Linked DNA regions of Homo sapiens: regions 2 and 3 are each linked to region 1. Evidence: chromatin contacts called from ENCODE Hi-C or POLR2A ChIA-PET data. All regions are on one chromosome and are shown on one strand. The core of a region is the stretch at or near the end of the contact, and the rest is flanking DNA. Distances in the headings are between cores, read along the strand shown.

The links. Hi-C counts contacts between places; a loop is a spot of excess contacts on that map. ChIA-PET counts read pairs that join two places held with the same protein, here RNA polymerase II (POLR2A). Pooled maps may share reads with other maps.
Region 2: a pooled map shows a loop between it and region 1 (5-fold over the local background). The contact joins the enhancer-like site here to the promoter of CNOT10 in region 1. A Hi-C loop is called at or near these places in 10 of 50 pooled maps. POLR2A ChIA-PET finds 5 or more read pairs at or near these places in 2 of 52 experiments (HEK293 and T-cell).
Region 3: a pooled map shows a loop between it and region 1 (3-fold over the local background). The contact joins the enhancer-like site here to the promoter of CNOT10 in region 1. A Hi-C loop is called at or near these places in 1 of 168 maps with a recorded cell type or tissue (B cell), 2 of 37 single-sample maps with no recorded cell type and 9 of 50 pooled maps. POLR2A ChIA-PET finds 5 or more read pairs at or near these places in 2 of 52 experiments (activated T-cell and activated naive CD8-positive, alpha-beta T cell).

Annotation. Positions count from the first base shown.
Region 1 is chr3:32,683,129-32,687,076 of GRCh38, reverse strand. It overlaps CNOT10 (CCR4-NOT transcription complex subunit 10), which reads right to left and starts at 1,889. Exons shown (of 19, transcript NM_015442.3): 1 at 1,595-1,889. The coding sequence starts at 1,616. RefSeq lists a silencer at 1,779-2,088.
Region 2 is chr3:33,061,273-33,065,220 of GRCh38, reverse strand. All of the region lies in intron 5 of GLB1 (galactosidase beta 1), which reads left to right. Among named protein-coding and RNA genes, the nearest start is that of GLB1, 34 kb to the left of the region's middle. RefSeq lists an enhancer at 3,286-3,335. Within about 2 kb of position 1,465, at least 6 of the 41 ENCODE cell types and tissues checked have a DNase peak (open chromatin) inside an H3K27ac peak, as active enhancers do.
Region 3 is chr3:32,412,058-32,416,005 of GRCh38, reverse strand. The region is part of intron 1 of CMTM7 (CKLF like MARVEL transmembrane domain containing 7); the gene reads right to left. Among named protein-coding and RNA genes, the nearest start is that of CMTM7, 22 kb to the right of the region's middle. Within about 2 kb of position 1,250, at least 13 of the 41 ENCODE cell types and tissues checked have a DNase peak (open chromatin) inside an H3K27ac peak, as active enhancers do; they include B cell, where a contact is called at or near this core.

The DNA.
Region 1 (3,948 bases), core at 640-3,139:
TATGGCCTATAAACTTAAACCAATGAAAAAAACAGTCCCCTAATCACTGTGGACCTTATTCTTCAACTACACACATTACACAGCTCTTACCAAACAGGAGTGCAGCTAGGATATGCCTGTCTCCTCCAACAGACTGAACAGCAGGTCTTCAAAGGCAGGGAGTGTGTCATATCCATTATTCAACACTCAATCTTTGCGAATGAATAAATGAACAAGTAGAAGGCTTTATGACTGAGGATTTGAAAACTGGATGGGCTTTAGGTCTAAAAGGGTGATTTCGGGCAAGCGCAATGGTATGAGCAAGTAGGAATGGTAAATGTGGGGAACACAGACACTATTCTAAAATAAGGAGGAAGATGTTGGTCCCCTGGTCCAGCCTTGGACAGGCCATGCCGTTTTCCTGTCTAATAGTCTCTCCCTCATCCACCTTTCCTCATTTCTTATGGCTCATTCCCTCACTTCTTACATATCTCTGCTCAAATATCATCTCACCAGAGGCCTTCCCTGAACAACCTATCCAAAATTTCACAGCACATTCCTTATACCCTCTCAAGGCCTTTGTTCTGTTGTTTTTCTTCTTAGATTATTGAAGAGATCCTCTAATGATTTTTATTCCTCTGTACCTAAAATAGAATTGGCTTAATTTCCAAGTGAAGTTCATTTGTCAGTTATTGTGACCAGAACCTACTAAAATCCACAGCACACTGAGTTTTTCTTTAATTTTAAATTAAATTCACTGTAAAAATTTTAAGTTCCATCACTTTTAAATCCTGTCACTTAAGTTCTTTCCAATAAAACCTGGATGCCACAAAGAATATGAATTTCTTGCGGGAAACATTCCGGACAAGGTCAGGAAATAATTTTATATTCCTTAATGTGGAAGATTCTAGGAATGGGAGCAATAATCCATAAAGAAAACCATTGAGATTAAGTAATTTCGAGGAACTAGAGCAATTAAGTACCAAATGCAAGATTTTAGGAGCACAGACTGTAGAGAGACAATAGGATTTTATGCCTTTTTAAATAAGTGGTTTACTTTGAGAGGCCAAGGCGGAAGGATCGCTTGGGCCCAGAAGTTCGAGATCAGCCTGGGCACCATAGCGAGACCCCCGCCCGTCTCTATCAAGAAAAAAAAAAGTGGTTTTTACAAAGTTAATTTCACAGGAGTCAATGACCAGAGGAAGCCACATGTGGTCAAAACAGCCCAGGTGAATCCCAGCCTCAGCCACGCGATATTATAGGCAGATGTGTGCTCCAGGGTGACTTTCTCTTGTCTGCTTTTCCCACGAAGAAGCGGAAAATTCTGCGAAGCGGCAAAATACATTTAAGCTTTTTGGGCCGGAGTTATTCTGAAGAGCAGGGCAAAGGCGGCCAGTGGCGACTTCAAATACTGCACTTGAGTAAAACAACTATTGGACCCGGGGCCCGAAGACTCATGTTAGCGACAGCCGAGACAGAGGATGGGGTAAAGAAATGCACGCCCAAATTCAAGTCGCCCTGGAGTCCCCACCCCGGGCCCCGCCGCCTCCGAGTTCAGGGTCCGCCCGGCCCCGCACGTCCCGCCGTCTCGTCGCTCGGGACATTGGCGCCCTACCTGCAGGCTTGTCTGCAGCCATCTTCCCGCTTCGACTCGGGTTCTTCCCTGCAGGTGGCGTGGCCCTGACTCCCGCCGCCGGGCTGGCCGCTGTCCTGGACCTCCGAGGACAACTCTGTGCCTACCCCGGCTCCGGGCCCCCAGGTTCCGGCTAGAGGAGTGGGCAGACGGCGGGCTGAGGAAGTGACGAGAGCTAGTTCCCGTCGTCTAGCAACAGCAACAGCTTCCCCACCAAGGGACCGCCACAGCCTCCCGCCATACACAGCTTCCGCCTCACGGCGTCCCGGTACCCACTACTTCCGGGGGCGGCAGCCTGCCGCGCCTGGAGCGCCGGCGTGGGAACTGCTACTGGCCCCGCCCCACGCCGACGTCCCCTCCGCGCCCCGCCTCCGGCCGGACGTACTCTGGCTGGAACCTCTGGATGTTCACAGGGCTGACGCGGTGGGACGTACGCGCGTCTGTCCTTTGCTTACTCTAATTAAAACACCGAGGTGTCAGAGCTTTTGTCCCTCAATGTTACATAATATTACAATAACCACATCTGACATTTATGTGCTAAGCACTGAGCCCTGCACTTGGTCTGTACTATCTCATTGATTTCTTGCAACCCCATGAGAGAGGCGCTGTTGAGGATTCCCGTTTAAAAAGAAACGCCTTTTATTTTAGAATAGTTGTAGTTGTGCAGAAAAGTTGCAAAGATGACACCTAGAGTTCCTGTCTCCTCACCTAGTTTCTCCTATTGTGAACATCTTAATTATTTTACTATGTTACGTTGATCACATCTAAGAAACCAGTTTGATTGGCGCACTATTACTCACTAAACTACACATTTTATTCACATTTACCAGCTTTCTTTCAATGTCCTTTTTTTGTTGTTGTTCCAGGATCCTGTCCAGGACACCATATTGCATTTATTCATTATGTCGTCTTAGGCTATTTTTGGCTGTGGCAGTTTCTCAGATTCTTCTTGTTTTTGATGACCTTGACAGTTTTGAAGAGTTACTCCTCAGATATTTGGTGGAATGTGCCTCAATTTGGGTTTGGCCAATATTTTTCTCATGGTTAGACTGGGGTTTTGGGTGTTTAGGAGGAAGACCACAAGGTGACTGGCTGTTCTCATCACATAGAATCAAGGGTACATGCTGTCAAAATGACATCACTGATCATGTTAACCTTGATTACCTCTCTAAGGTAGTGCTTGCCAGTTTTCTCTACTGTGCAATTACTCCTCCTACCCTTCCACACTACTTTGGAACCAAGTCAATAAATGCAACCCACACTCAAGGTGGGAAGGCGGGGTATTTAAGCTCTACCTCCTGCAGTGGGGAGTATGTACATAAATTATCTTCCCCAAGGGAAGTTTGCCTCTTCTCCCTCACTTAGCTATTTATATCAGTATGGACTCATGGATGTTTATCTTATAATGGTTACATTCCAATACTACATTATTTTGTTGCTAAAATTGTCCCAGCTTTGTTAATTGGGAGATTTTTCAGGTTTGTACCTGTTTTTTTCTTTTTTTTTAACTTTTGTTTTAAACTTTCTTTTAAAAAAGTATTTGTTTTTGGCCGGGCGTGGTGGCTCACACCTGCAATCCCAGCACTTTGGGAGGCCAAGGCAAGTGGATCACTTGAGGTCAGGAGTTTGTGACCAGCCTGGCCAACATGGTGAAACCCCGTCTCTACTAAAAATACAAAAATTAGCTGGGCGTGGTGGTGTGCACCTGTAATCCCAGCTACTTGGGAGGCTCAGGCAGGAGAATCCCTTGAATCCGGGAGGCGGAGATTGCAGTGAGCCAAGATTGCCCCACTGCACTCCAGCCTGGGCAACAGAGTGAGACTCTGTCTCAAAAAAAAAAAAAAGTATTTGTTTTTTCTTAAACTTTTTAATTCAGGCTAACATACACAAAGAAAAGTGCATGAATCATAAGTACAGTGTATTGACTTTTCATCAACTCAACACATACATATAACTAGCACCCAGAGAAAGGGCAGAGCTTTACCCATATCTGGGAGTTCCCCTCATGCCTCTTCCCATCTCTCCACAAAGATAATCATTATGCTGACATTTAACACTATGGATTAGCTTCACCTGCTTTTAAACTTAATGTATATACATTATACAATATATTTTTTAGGGTCTAGCTTCTTTTGCTCGATAGTATGAGATTCATTGACATTGTTGAATGAAGTTGTATTTGTTTCTCATTGTTATATATTATAATGTTACATTATGTGAATATTCCTTAATTTATGTATTCATTTTATTGTTGGGCATTTGGATATTTTATCTATTTTGAATAGGGCCAATATGATTACTCTAGTATGACTTTTGATGAATATGTGCCCACCATA
Region 2 (3,948 bases), core at 216-2,715, 380 kb before region 1:
TTTTTTCAGTGAGGAAGTTTGAAAAGGTTAAGTGACTTGGCTAAGGTCACCCAGCCAGCAGGTGGCAGAATTAGGATAGCACCCTAATTCTGTGGATCCCAGAGTTTGTCTCTCTGTTTCTCCTGCAATATTGTTTTCTGGCAGCAGGCATGCAGCGTGGACTGAAACACTTTGGTATCGGCACTGCCTTGACAGTCAGATAACCCTGGAATGGAAAAGGATATGGTCAATTGGGGCTGGCTGTTATGTTTCCTCTCTTACTTCCTGCCCCATTCTCCTTCTTCTATGTGTTCTTGGCTCTGCAAGGACTAATATACTGTGGGGTACATTGAACTTTAACAGTTTTTGGTGTTGGTAAAATTACTTAGGTGAAACATAAAACCATGTTCATTGGACATTGACCAAGGATGCCATGGATGCTCTTTTTTTTTTTTTTTTTTTTTTGAGAGAGAGTCTCATTCCGTTGCCCAGGCTGGAGTGCAGTGGGGCAATCTCGGCTTACTGCAACCTCTGCCTTCTGAGTTCAGGCAATTCTCCCACCTCAGCCTCCCATGTAGCTGGGATTACAGGCGCATGCCACCATGCCTGGCTAATTTTTGTATTTTTAGTAGAGACGGGGTTTCGCCATGTTGGCCAGGCTGGTCTCAAACTCCTGACCTCAGGTGATCTGCCCGCCTTGGCCTTCCAAAGTGCTGGGATTACAGGCGTGAGCCACCGTGCCCGGCTATGACCAAGGATGCTCTTATGGAAAAGAGTAAAGGTTTTTTGTTTTTTTTTTTAGGAGACAGAGTCTCGCTCTGTCGCCCAGGCTGGAATGCAGTGGCACAATCTCGGCTCACTGCAACCTCTGCCTCCCAGGTTCAGGCGACCCTCCTGTGTCAGCCTCCCAAGTAGCTGGCATTACAGGCGTGCACCACGATGCCTGGCTATGTTTTTGTATTTTTAGTAGAGACAGGGTTTCACCATGTTGACCAGGCTGGTCTCAAACTCCTGACCTCAGGTGATTCACCCACCTCAGCCTCCCAAAGTGCTGGGATTACAGGCGTGAGCCACCGTGCCCAGCTATGACCAGGGATGCTTTTATGGAAAAGAGTAAAGTTATGTAAAAGTGGCTGCATCCTGGACATCCCAGGGATGCAAAGTGGCACTCCCTAGGGGAGTGTGGGCCAGGCTTCCTTCTTATGAACAGTACTATGGGCAGCTTGTGGGGATGGATCATAGTAGGGTGGGAGCATGGGCACTGCTTTGCCTTTCAGGTGTCGGTGGACAGAGGTGCTGAGAGGGCTGCACTGGCCAGGGTGTCCGTTCTGAGGCTTTGTGGTGGGAGGAGATGTCTTCTTGAGAGAGGCCAGGTTGCTGCTCACAGAGGGATGTGTGAGTCACCCCACGTGCCCCTAGTTTTTACCATCTTGTGTCTGTACTGGTTAAGCTAATAGGAACCACATTTTCCTACATGAAGATATCAAGTCTGAAACTTGGGTGCGTCTTTGCTCTGCATGGCTGTGTCTTCTTCCTTTCTTCTGGCCTCAGGTGCAAACCCTCTTTTGATGCCCTCTTTTTTTCAGTCTCTGCCTCTCCTTGAATCACTTTCAATTTCTGCTCACAACTTTTCTGCCCCTTTTGGTTTTGGAAATGCCACAAAAAGTATAATCAAGTATTAATTCTGCAAAGGAGAATGAAGTTGACTGTGTGGAGATATTTCTTCTTGTGTCCATCCCTAGCAACCTCAGATGACTTTAACTTGACCCTGGGTCCTGCCAGGTGACTCTGTCCCCCTCCTCCTCCTCCTCTCCCCTTCCCATCTCCACATGCTTGAATCCCACTAATCATTTTTGCCCCTTGTTTACAAAATAAACAAGTATAGACATAAGAAAGCAGAAAAAACATAATTGTTACTCAAACCTCAGGAGCCATAGCAAAGCTCTTCACATTTTGGGAGTTTCCTTGAATATTTTTTATGCCTTTTTTTTCTGCTTTCTTACAGAGTAAGTTCATTCTGTGTGACCTATTTTCTGTGTGGCTTTTTTTGCTTCATTCTTTGTCATGAGCACTTTTTCATATCGTTCAAAATTCTTTCATCATCTTTCATGGTTGTCCTACTTACCTTCTGACGCACAGTTCCTATACGTGTTCCTTCTGTCTGGAAGCCATCCCAGTTGACATATTGGCTTCCGTAGGACTTTCAGAACCGTCACTGTCGCCTCCTTTTGTGAAGCACATGTGGGAGCAGTTTCATCCCTGACACACTGTGTCTCTAGTCTCCTGGCCTTCCACGCCTCTGCCTGGTAGCCATGAGGGCACATCATGCATTTGTGCACATCACATACCCACCGAACGGCTCTGGAATGGAATAGAAGCTGATTGCTTTGATAAGAAGGAACCGGGGGATTTGTAGACAGTAATTCTTTTCGTTGTTGTTATTGTTTTTGTTTTTTGAGACAGAGTCTCTCTCTGTCACCAGGCTGAGTGCAGTGATGAGATCTCGGCTCACTGCAACCTCCACCTCCTGGGTTCAAGTGATCCTCCTGCCTCAGCCTCCTGAATAGCTGGGACTACAGGTGCGGGCAACCACGCCAGCTAATTTTGTGTATTTTTAGTGGAGATGAGGTTTCACCATGTTGGTCAGGATGGTCTCAATCTCTTGACCTCATGATCCGCCCACCTCAGCTTCCCAAAGTGCTGGGATGAAAGCCATGAGCCACTGTGCCAGGCCTGTAAACAGTATTTCTGTGTGTGAAGATTTCTGTAAAAGGGCCAAGGCTGATGGCTCAATGCCCGTAATCCCAGCACTTTGGGAGGCCGAGGCAGGAGGATCTCTTGAGCCCAGGAGTTCAAGACCAGCCTGGGCAACATAGTGAAACTCCATCTCTACAAAAAATTTAAAAATTAGCTGAGTATGCTGCCATGCACCCGTGTTCCCAGCCATTCAGGGGGCAGAGGCAGGAGGATCACTTGAGCCTGGGAGGTTGGGGCTGTGGTGAGCCGTGATCACACCACTCACTGCACTCCAGCCTGGGCAAAAAAGTGAGACTCTGTCTCAAAAAAAATAAAGATTTCTGTAAAAGCTGATTTCTGTCTCTGTCTTAATTCATGTTGAAGGGTAGAAAATGGTGGCTTTCCTCAATTCTTGATGCTGGTTTTCTCTCTCAGTGCTCAGAGTTTGAGATGGCCAGGGAGGAGCTACGTGTTTGCAGCCAGGGTAAAAATGAGTCAGACCAGAAGGCTTAAATCCCTGTCTGAGAACATTTAGGGCCCTCAACACTGTTGTGTTACAGATACAGGAAACCAGGTCTGTGCTTTTATTCATCGTCATGATTCAGTCAGATATGCAGATGTTTCTCTTTTGGGGGGATTAGCTGAGCCAGTGCCACCTATGATGGTTTGCATATGTGGATGTTTATCTCAGTTTCTACCTGAAAAAGCTAAAGCCATTGATAATATCCAAGGTGAAAATAATTAGGAGTGGACGACCTTCCACCCACAACTTAACTTCATCCAATTAACAGGGCATTCATCATGAGGTAATAAGCCTATTTATGACTGTTTGGAAGATCAACATCTTTAAAAGTCTCTGGTGCTTAAGGAGCTTACAGAATGGAGACAGTTACTCTAAAACAAAGACCTGCAAATTATGGCTGCCACCTACATTTTTTTGTAAGTAAAAGTATATTGGAATCGCCACACCGTTTATATATCATCTGTGGCCGCTTTTGTACTATAGTGGCAGAGTTGAGTAGTTGAGATGGAGACCTCTATGGCTGCAACACCTAAAATATTTACTCTCTGGTGGTTTTTTGTTTGTTTGTTTGTTTGTTTGTTTTCTCTGTCACCCAGGCTGGAATCCAGTGGCGCAATCTCTGCTCATGGCAACCTCTGCCTCCCGGGTTCAAGCAATTCTCGCACCTGAGCCTCTCAAATAGCTGGGATTACAGGCACCTGCCATCATGC
Region 3 (3,948 bases), core at 1-2,500, 270 kb after region 1:
CTAAGTCAAAAACACAGGCCTGGCATGTATGACATGCTCTACAGATGACAGCTAAATACAAAATGAAACGTCTGAGAAACCTTGGACAAAGACCAAGTGGGCTCTCTCCTCATGCAGACACAGACCTGTGCTAATCTAATATTCTTATCAAAGGGACTAGCATAGATTTGCAGAGGCAAGTTGGAGATGTGCAAAGGGAAAAAGGAAATGAAGACCTTGTAGAAAATATTATGAATATGGAATAGCAAGAACAGACCCAGCTAACTTCTGGAGAAAAGATTAAAGATCTCACTAGACTACTGAAAGGAGGTAATAAAAAAATAACTAACATTCACTCAGAGCTTAAATACTTCAGAGAAGATCTGCACAGTAACCCTGAGCAGGTAATATTATCACCCCCATCTCACGGAAGAGGGAACTGAGGCATAGAGAAGGCAGGTGATGTACCCAAGATTTCACTGAGGAGTAGGAATCCAGCAGTTCCACTGCCTCAGTTTCCCTCCCTTATCAGGAGATGAAGAGTAGCATGAAAGAAAGTACTTAATCCCAACGGGAGGGCCTACTGAAAAGGCAGCATGACAGTGGAAGACGACCTGCAGGTGTCACAAAGGTGCTGATGGTCTCAGGTCCCTGCTGGTTTGCTTGACACAAGGCAAGGGAAGTTATGAAGGTGGCCTGTGATCTGTATGGCAGTGAGAAAGTCACTACTTGACATTCTCATCCTTTAGAGAGTGTATCCACAAGGGGATGCGTTAAAATGCAGGTCCCTGGGCCCCTCAGCCAAAGTTTATTATTATTATTATTATTATTTTGAGACAGAGTCTTGCTCTGTCACCCAGGCTGGAGTGCAGTGGCGTGATCTCGTCAGCCAGAGGAGTTTTTAATCCAGTGGGTCTGAGCTGGGGCCCAGGAATCTGCGTTTTGAACAGGTTTACTTCCATCCCCAGCTAAAGTACTTTGGCTGGTCCCTGGGCTAGACTGTGGACAACCTTGGCCTCTACAGAAGAGAGGCAAGACAATACAGATTAAGAGCTTGGCTTTGGAGTCAAACAGTTCTGGGGTCAAATTCCCATTGCCTCTTAGCTGTGTAACCTGGAAAGGCTATGTAACCTCCCAGGGCCTGTTTTCCACCTGGAAAGTGGAGGTGACAAATAGTACCCCACTTAGAGAGCTCTTCCAATACCTGAAAAGCACTACGCACAGTTCCTGGCATGCATCACATGCTCTGCCCACAAGAGCTAAATGCAAAAGTAAAACTCTCACTGGGTCCCTGCAGCACTTCCGTTGTCGTAAAGAATTGGCAGGCTCCATATCATAACATTCTTGGGTTATCATTTCCTCTTCCTTAGCTAAATTTTCTGGAAGGAATCTCTTCCTGTGTATGAATCAGAAACTCAAGAGAAGCCACACTTCCCCAGCATCCCTTTTCCTCCCATGAAGCTTCAATGGTAAAGTTTCTTCACCTCTCCCCTTGCCCCAGGGATGGAGATTGACATTGACTTAGAGTGGACATCTGTTCAGGGGCAGATGGTCTGTGCAATTTGAATATTTATTATCTTGGTAATTTGTACTTCACCTCTTCCTAAAGTAATGAGGCAATAAAAGGAGCCTTAGTAAGAAATGTCAAAGATGAGGGGACGAGCAGAGACTTGCACCAAACAGAAGCTGTGAACGCAGTGCTGAAATACAGCGGTAAAGAAGGTGCAAATTTTCAACGTCAGTGGAACGTGGAGAATGAAAACTGAACCAAGAAAATGTAGCTTGGTCATTTGGTCCTGGGGTGGTGGAATTCCCTGGAAATAGACTCTGAGAAAGAGATTTGCATGCAAAAAGTTAACTGGGGAGTGCTCTCCAAGAGATTACAGTGGGAGAGTAAGCAAGACAGGACCAGGTGGAGGGAGGATTTGAGCAGTCATAACAAAGGCCTTGGCTGATACTCCGAGGAGCACTGAAGCTAGGACCGCTCTTCAGAGTTTTCTCTGTTGAAGCAAGCAGACCAGGCCTTCCTGACTCTCCACTGACCACTGGATACAGGCTGCCCCCAGGGAGAGGTTAGGCATCATCTTGGGTGAGGCGAGTCCCTTTGGTGGACATCAATTTGTGGGGAGGGACTCAGCAGGCCACATTCTTGGAACCTGCGGCGGATGAATGCCTCAGCAATAAAGGGGATATTTGGGCACACACCAGTATGGCCACTGCAACTGTTTAAGTGGGCTCTTTCCCCAAAAAAGTAGTTTAAAAAGAATAGAAAAATCTTGGCCCAAACTTGAATAGCCACATAGGAAAAAAGCTGCCTACTGACCAGGAACCCCCATGCTGGGGTTCCTAAATGGCTGAGGGAGAAAGCTATCGTGTCAAACCAGTAACATTTGAGAGTTATTTGTTACAGCAGCTAGTGTTGCACTAATAAAAAAATCTAAAACTATGAGAAACACTGTGAATGAAAAGAACTGGGTGCTATTAGAGGAGTTATAATGGAGATGAAGATTAGTTACCTCTGAGTACAAATGAAATGGACCAAAGGTGTGTTAATAATATCTTCTAATCACTCTAATCTTATAACAGTTAATAAATGAATGTATCAATGAATCAGCTAATTCATTTGTTCTGATATGTCACTGTCTTTAAGGTCATAATCATGTTACAAATAGAGGTTATTTTGAAATCAACAAACTAAGTTATATATCCTGTGAATAAATATCCATCTCTCAGAATTTATCTTAAGGAAAATAATCTAAGTCAAAAGAAAACTCTACTGCATACCGTAAAACAGCGATTGGCCATTTCTTTTTGGTAAATGACCAAATAGGACATATTTTAGGCTTTGCGGGCCACACAATCTTTATTGCAACTCCACTCTGCAGTGCTAGTGTGAAAGTGACCATATGTAATACATGAATGAATGGGTTTGGCTGTGTTCCAATACAACTTTATTTACAAAAACAGGTGGCAGGCCAGATTTGGTCTGTGGGCTGTAGTTTGCCAACCCCTGAAAATGTTCAATGTAATATCATTTATAGTAGCTAAAAGCTCAAAAGCAAACCTACATGTTTAAAAGTGAGTGGTCACATAAATTTAAAAATATCCACTTAGATGATTGTACATATTATGTGCAATTATGAAGCTTTTATAGCAACAGGGACATTACCAAATATTAAATTTTGTAATAGAAAAATAAGCAACAAAGCAGAATCTATTATTGTCAGTAGGGTAACAGCCCTGCAAACTTTACACATATTCTTAAACAAGGGCCAAAATATAACATTGTAGAAACTGTGGAATGGTGGGCGCATGGGTGAATTTAGTTGTTTCAAATAACTTTCAGATTTAATTATATTAATGTTTCCCTATTCATATTTGTGTAGTAACAAACATCTCAAAAACTTAAAAAAAAACGCTAGGTCTATAAAATCCCTTCAACTTAAGACCCAGATGAAAAAAACTGCTGGAGGAATTAATGATGCAGTGTGTGTGTGTGTGTGTGTGTGTGTGTGTGTGTGTGTGTGTGTGTGTGTGTGTGTGTGTCAGTCTCAATCTGTTGCCCAGGCTGGAGTGCAGTGGCATGATCTCAGCTCGCTGCAACCTCTGCCTCCTGGGTTCAAGCAATTCTCCTGCCTCAGCCTCCCGAGTAGCTGGGACTAGAGGCGTGCGCCACCATACCCGGCTAATATTTTTGCATTTTTGGTAGAGATGGGGTTTCACCATGTTGGCCAGGATGGTCTCAAACTCCTGACCTCAGGTGATCTGTCTGCCTCGGCCTCCCAAAGTGCTGGGATTACAGGTGTGAGCCACCACACCCAGGCTGCAATGAATATTTTAATTTAGGTATATTAACATGCCCACTGCATCATTAATTCCTCCAGCAGCTTCTACGAGACAGTTAGCTATGGTGCGGATGTTGGCAAAGCCCAATGGAACCACTAACATTTTTGTGGCTAACAGATCCTC